Linked DNA regions of Homo sapiens: region 2 is linked to region 1. The links are chromatin contacts, found by Hi-C or POLR2A ChIA-PET in ENCODE. All regions are on one chromosome and are shown on one strand. The core of a region is the stretch at or near the end of the contact, and the rest is flanking DNA. Distances in the headings are between cores, read along the strand shown.

Region 1 (3,204 bases), core at 395-2,894:
GAAAGAAACCAGAAAGAGAGAGAGAAAGAAGAAAGAAGGGAAAGAAAAGAAAAATTCTGCCAGACTTGGAGAAGTGGCTGAGTCAGTTGTGATGTCCACATGTAGTCACGTTTGACATCCCAGGGCCACCTCAGCAGGCCGTCTCTGGGGAGAATTTTCTCTGATTTCTTCCCCTTCCCTTGCTGGACCCCTGCACCTGCTGGGGAAGATGTAGCTCACTCCGTCTAGCAAGTGATGGGAGCGAGTGGTCCAGGGTCAAAGCCAGGGTGCCCTTACTCGGACACATGTGGCCTCCAAGTGTCAGAGCCCAGTGGTCTGTCTAATGAAGTTCCCTCTGTCCTCAAAGGCGTTGGTTTTGTTTCCACAGAAAAACCTCTTCAGGCACTGGTGCCGAGGACCCTAGGTATGACTCACCTGTGCGACCCCTGGTGCCTGCTCCGCGCAGGGCCGGCGGCGTGCCAGGCAGATGCCTCGGAGAACCCAGGGGTTTCTGTGGCTTTTTGCATGCGGCGGGCAGCTGTGCTGGAGAGCAGATGCTTCACCAATTCAGAAATCCAATGCCTTCACTCTGAAATGAAATCTGGGCATGAATGTGGGGAGAAACCTTCACTAACACACTCTTGCTAAAACATAGAATCATGGGAGTGCTTCCTGGGTACCCCCTCCCTGCCTTCTGTTTGCAGCCACTGTTTGCTCACTAAACATCTCTGCACCTCCCGCGTGCATTTGCAGAGGTGGGTGGGGGTCCCCGGAGTCTGAGCTCCCCGCGGCTGGGTGCCCCGACCCAGCAGCTCCTACACCATGAATGGAGGTTGATCTGGAAACAGAATATTTTCATGAAAGGGCGACAGGGTATGAACAAAAGAACACCGTGTCGCTCACTGAATTCCACGGAGGAGAGTCAGGGATCTCTTCCTTCCTTCCTTCCTTCCTTCCTTCCTTCCTTCCTTCCTTCCTTCCTTCTTTCTTTTTTTCCTTCTTTCTTTCTTTCCTTCTTTCTTTTCTTTTCTTTATTCCCTCCCTCTCTCCCTCCGTCCGTCCCTCCCTCCCTTCCTTCTTTCCTTCTTCTTTTTTTTTTGGATGGAATTTCACTCTTGTTGCCCAGGCTAGAGTGCAGTGGTGCGATCTCGGCTCTCCACAACCTCCACCTCCCGGGTTCAAGCAATTCTCCTGCCTCAGCCTCCTGAGTAGCTGGGATTACAGGCATGCGCCACCACGCCCGGCTAATTTTTGTACTTTTAGTAGAGACAGGGTTTCTCCATGTTGGTCAGGCTGGTCTCGATCTCCCGACCTCAGGCGATCCGCCCGCCTCGGCCTCCCAAAGTGCTGGAATTACAGGCGTGAGCCACCGCCCCTGGCCAGGGACGTTTCTTTTCAACTTGAGTCTTAAGAGAATGAAGCAGTATGGTCCTGGGAGAGAGAAAAAGCTTGGAGAACTTGGGAGAAAGGCAAGGAGATGTTTACCTGTCGTGGCTTTTGGGAGGAACAGGAGGTGAGACTAAAGAGGCAAGTTGGGACCACTTGGAGAGATTTTCTTCCTTTAGCAGAGTGTTTATTTATTTATTTTTTCCCAGGCACCTGTGTGGCCTGATCTGCCCTCTAGTGGCCATTTGCAATACTAACTGTAGCCAAGAAGGGTCTAAAAATGTACGGGCTTGGTCCAAAGCAGATCTCAATCTCAGTCCTGCTATTAATAATATTCGGGTGGCTCACGCCTGTAATCCCAGCACTTTGGGAGGCCGAGGCGGGCGGATCATGAGATCAGAAGATCGAGACCATCCTGGCTAACACGGTGAAACCCCGTCACTACTAAAAATACAAGAAATTAGCTGGGCGTGGTGACGCAGCTACCCCAGGCGGGGCAATCACTTGAGGCCAGGAGTTCGAGACCAGCCTGACCAAGATGGTGAAACCCCGTTACTACAAGAAACATAAAAATTAGCCGGGCGTGGTGACACACGCCTGTAGTCCCAGCTACTCGGGAGGCTGAGGCAGGAGAATGGCGTGAACCTGGGACGCGGAGCTTGCAGTGAGCCAAGATCGTGCCACTGCACTCCAGCCTGGGCCACAGAGCGAGACTCCGTCTCAAAAAAAATAAAAATAAAATAATATTTGGGGCCACAGCTGGACTTGGTAGCTCACGCCTGTAATCCCAACACTTTGAGAGGCCCAGGCGGGGCAATCACTTGAGGCCAGGAGTTCGAGACCAGCCTGACCAAGATGGTGAAACCCCGTTACTACAAGAAATATAAAAATTAGCCGGGCATGGTGACACACGCCTGTAGTCCCAGCTACTTGGGAGGCCGAGGCAGGAGAATCACTTGATTTCTGGAGGCGGAGGTTGCGGTGAGCCGAGATCTCGCCACTGCATTCCAGCCTGGGTGACAGAGCGAGACTCTGTCTCAAAAAAAAAAAAAAAAAAGAATAAATACATAATACTAATAATAATAATAAATAATATTTGGGGTCAGATTATTCTAGGGCACTGTCCAACAACACTGAGAAGCATCCCTGGCTTCCACTCATCTGATGCCAGTAGTGTGTCTTCCCCCTAAAGTAGTAATAACCAAAAATATCTTCAGACATTGCTAAATATCCCCCTGGGTGATGGGGTCAGAAGGACCCTTGGTTGAGATGACCAGGTTAGTGTGGGATTGCTGGATAATAAAATGCTGCCTAGGCCAGGTGCTGTGGCTCATGCCTGATGCCTGTAATCCCAGCACTTTGGGAGGCCCAGGCAGGCAGATCACCTGAGGTCAAGAGTTTGAAACCAGCCTGGGCAACATGGCGAAACCCCGTCTCTACTAAAAATACAAAAATTAGCCGGGCATGATGATGCACGCCTGTAATCCCAGCTACTTGGGAGGCTGAGGCAGGAGAATCGCTTGAACCCAGAAATTGGAAGTTACAGTGAGCCAAGATCACACCACTGCACTCCAGCCTGGGCAACAGAGCAAGACTCTGTCTCAAAAAAAAAAATCAGTTGATGCTTTGTCTTTTGCCACTTCATGGTCTTTTTGGTTATAATCTTTTTGGTATATAAACTCATTTGGCCTGTTTGATGAGCCCATTTTACATCTCTGGTTGTTGAGATACCAATTTCTCAGTAGTTACTCATGAAGCACCAACGTCTTGGTTATTTTCACGAGACCCATTTGTGCCTGTATAGAAATTATCTGAATCTTGCTAATACGGACATATCTT
Region 2 (3,219 bases), core at 248-2,747, 43 kb before region 1:
GAGTAGAATCATGTAACTGATCAATAACATTGTTTACTGTCTAGCAGAGGCTTTTGAAAAATGTATTTCCTGGCTGGGCATTGTGGCTTACGCCTATGCCCAGTTTGGGAGCTCGGGGAGAGCGGATCTCTTGAGCCTAGGAGTTCAAGACCAGCCTGGGCAATATTGTGAGACCTCATCTCTACCAAATGTATATATACATATACAAAAATTAGCCAAGCATGGTGGTGTACGCCTGTAGTCCCAGCTACTCAGGAGGCTGAGGTAGGAGGAGCACTTGAACCTGGGAGGCGGAGGTTACGGTGAACCAAGATCATGCCACTGCACTCCAGCCTGGGCGACAGAGTGAGACACTGTCTCTAAATAAATAAATGAAAGAAGAAGCTACTTGAAAAAAATATGTATTTCCAAATATATGTCAGTTTTGACAGGATAGTACACATACATAGTAAAAAATAAAAATAAAATAGGGCACTTTTTTGTGTCCCTTTCAGAGGGACATATGTCCCATGTGTCCTCCCCCCTCCTGCCCCTAATTTTTTTGTTTGTTTTTTTATGAGATGGAGTCTCACTCTGTCGCCAGGCTGGAGTGCAGTAGCGTGATCTCAGCTCACTGCAACTTCCGCTCCCCAGGTTCAGGTGATTTTCCTGCCTCAGCCTCCCATGTAGCTGAGACTACAGGTGCGCGACACCATGCTCAGCTAATTTTTATATTTTTCGTGGAGACGGAGTCTCACCATGTTGGTCAGGATGGTTTGGCTCTCCTGACCTCGTGATCCGCTCACCTTAGCCTCCCAGGCTTAGCCTCCTTAGCCTGCTGGGATTACAGGCATGAGCAGAAGAATCTCTTGAACCCGGGAGGCGGAGGTTGCAGTGAGCTGAGATCGTGCCACTGCACTCCAGCCTGAGGGACAAGAGTGAGACTCCATCTGGGGAAAAAAAAAAAAAGAAAAAAAAGAAATACTGCATCAAATTGCACTTGCCTCTTGGTGCAAGATTCGTTCCTTTGCTTTGAACTGCCTCCCTGAAGCAAATTGGTGTTTCTGTGACTCCCTCTGTCTAGGGAAGGGGTCCTTTAGTGGGGACATTGTCTTTCTTGGGGAGGGTCCACCAGAGGACTCTGACACAGCGGTCTCCTTTCTCCTCCGTCAACTTAGTTAGATTTTAGTCCCTGATCTTCTCAGCAGTGTATAGTGAAAAAGCCACCGCAGCTGAAAGTTTCAGGAAGATGATAGTTGCTTCTGTGTGCTCACCCAGGAGCTTTTGGGAGGTTTAGGGAGAACTGGGGGAAAATTGGGACCAGCAGCTCAATGTGGCTTTGAAGGGGAGACAGCGGATGGACACAGAACTTGCATTTTTGGAGAGGGGAGGTCTGGGTAGATGTTCCCTACATACACAGCAGCACTTGTGTGCAGGTGTGAGGGAGTGACAGCCCCCGGACGGTTTGGCATTTTCCTGCAAGTCTGCCATCTTGTCTGGCAGACATAGCCTGGGCTGCTGACTGTCCCTACCCCAAACCAGAATTTGGGCAGGAACGGACACTTGGGCTCATTACGTGTCAATGAGGGGGATCAGGTCAGGGGCACAGGGAGAGGAAAGTCAACCCCGTCCTCCACTGGGGCTGTTTCTCATCTTGCATGACACGTGGCTTTCATAATGTCTTCACTTTGCGGTCTCTCTCACCAGAAGAAGCTGCTGTTTTGTGGCTAGTTCATCTGTGTCATGCCCTTTCCCCAGCCTGGGCTGCCTGTGATTTTTTTCTTTTCTTTTCTTTTCTTTTCTTTTCTTTTCTTTTCTTTTCTTTTCTTTTCTTTTCTTCCCTCCCTCCCTTCCTTCTTTCTCTTTCTTTTCTTTCTCCTTTCTTTCTTTTTCTTTCTTTTTTCTTTTCTTTCTCTGTCTTTCTTTTTCTTTCTCTTTCTCTCTCTCTTATCTTTCTTCTTTCTCCCTCTTTCTTTTCTTTTTTCTCTTTCTGTATTCTTTCTTCTTTCTCTCTTTCTTTCCTTCTTTCTTTCTCCCTCCCTTCCTGCCTCTTTCTTTCTCTTTCTTTCTCCCTCTTCTTTCTTTCTCTCTCTCTCCCCTCCCTCCCTCCTTCCTTCCCTCCTTCTTTCTTTTTATCTCTCTCCTTCCTTCCTTCCTTCCCTCCTTCTTTCTGTCTTTCTCTTTCTTTTCTCTCTCTCCCTTCCTCCTTCCTTCCCTCCTTCTTTCACTCTCTCTTTCTTTTCTCTCTCTCTTCTTTTTAAAGATAGGGTCTTGCTTTATTGCCCAGGCTGGAGTGCAGTGGTGCAGTCACAGCTCACTGCAGCCTCAAACCCCTGGGCTGTAGCAATCCTCCCACCTCAGTCTCCCGAGTAGCTGGGACTATTGGTTTACGGGTGTGCACCATCACACCTGGCTAATTTTTTTATTTTTGTAGAGACAGGGGTCTGGCTATTTTGCCCAGGCTAGTCTTGAACTACTGGACTCAAGAGATCCTCCCGTGTTAGCCTCCCAAAGTGCCATTACATGCACAAGCCACTGCGCCTGGCAGGCTTGTGATTTTCATGTGGAGCTTTTCACATTCTGTCTAACAATCCGAGTTCAGAGGAACCAGTATGGGGAGCAAGAGTATGTGGAAACGTCCAGCACCAGTTTAGAGGACTCCCACTCAGCTAGGGGGTGCAGTGGCCACCCCGAGTGGCTTTTCTTTCTTTTCTTTCCCTCCTTCCCTCCCTCCCTCCCTCCTTTCTTTCTTTCTTTCTTTCTTTTTCTTTCTTTCTTTCTCTTTTCTTTTCTTTCTTTTTGAGACAGAGTCTCACTCTCTCTTCCAGCAGTGGCACAATCTCGGCTCACTGCAACCCCCGCCTCCCGGGTTCAAGCAATTCTGCTGTCTCAGCCTCCCAAGTAGCTGGGATTACAGGCACCTGCCACCACGCCTGTATAATTTTTGTATTTTTAGTAGAGATGGGGTTTCACCATGTCGGCCAGGCTGGTCTCGAACTCCTGACCTCAGGTGATCCACCTGCCACGGCCTCCCAAAGTGCTGGGATTACAGGCGTGAGCCACCGTTCCCAGCCTCTATTTTTTTAAAATTGACAAATAATAATTGTATATGTTACATATTTATGGGGTACCATGTGATGTTTTGATATCTGTTTACATTGTAGAATTACTAAGTCATGCCAATTTAAAAGCTATCACCTCACATACTTATCATTGTTTTATGGTTAAAAATATCTACAT

The links. A loop is a pair of places that touch in the nucleus more often than their neighbours do. ChIA-PET counts read pairs that join two places held with the same protein, here RNA polymerase II (POLR2A). Pooled maps may share reads with other maps.
Region 2: a map of posterior vena cava shows a loop between it and region 1 (10-fold over the local background). The contact joins two enhancer-like sites. A Hi-C loop is called at or near these places in 31 of 168 maps with a recorded cell type or tissue (B cell, CD14-positive monocyte, CD4-positive, alpha-beta T cell and 24 more), 30 of 37 single-sample maps with no recorded cell type and 35 of 50 pooled maps. POLR2A ChIA-PET finds 5 or more read pairs at or near these places in 16 of 52 experiments (AG04450, B cell, GM10248 and 12 more).

Annotation. Positions count from the first base shown.
Region 1 is chr19:7,147,696-7,150,899 of GRCh38, reverse strand. It overlaps INSR (insulin receptor), which reads left to right. Exons shown (of 22, transcript NM_000208.4): 11 at 368-403. Among named protein-coding and RNA genes, the nearest start is that of ZNF557, 80 kb to the right of the region's middle. Within about 2 kb of position 1,644, at least 2 of the 41 ENCODE cell types and tissues checked have a DNase peak (open chromatin) inside an H3K27ac peak, as active enhancers do.
Region 2 is chr19:7,190,849-7,194,067 of GRCh38, reverse strand. The region is part of intron 2 of INSR (insulin receptor); the gene reads left to right. Among named protein-coding and RNA genes, the nearest start is that of INSR, 100 kb to the left of the region's middle. RefSeq lists enhancers at 1,456-1,545, 1,596-1,685. Within about 2 kb of position 1,497, at least 2 of the 41 ENCODE cell types and tissues checked have a DNase peak (open chromatin) inside an H3K27ac peak, as active enhancers do.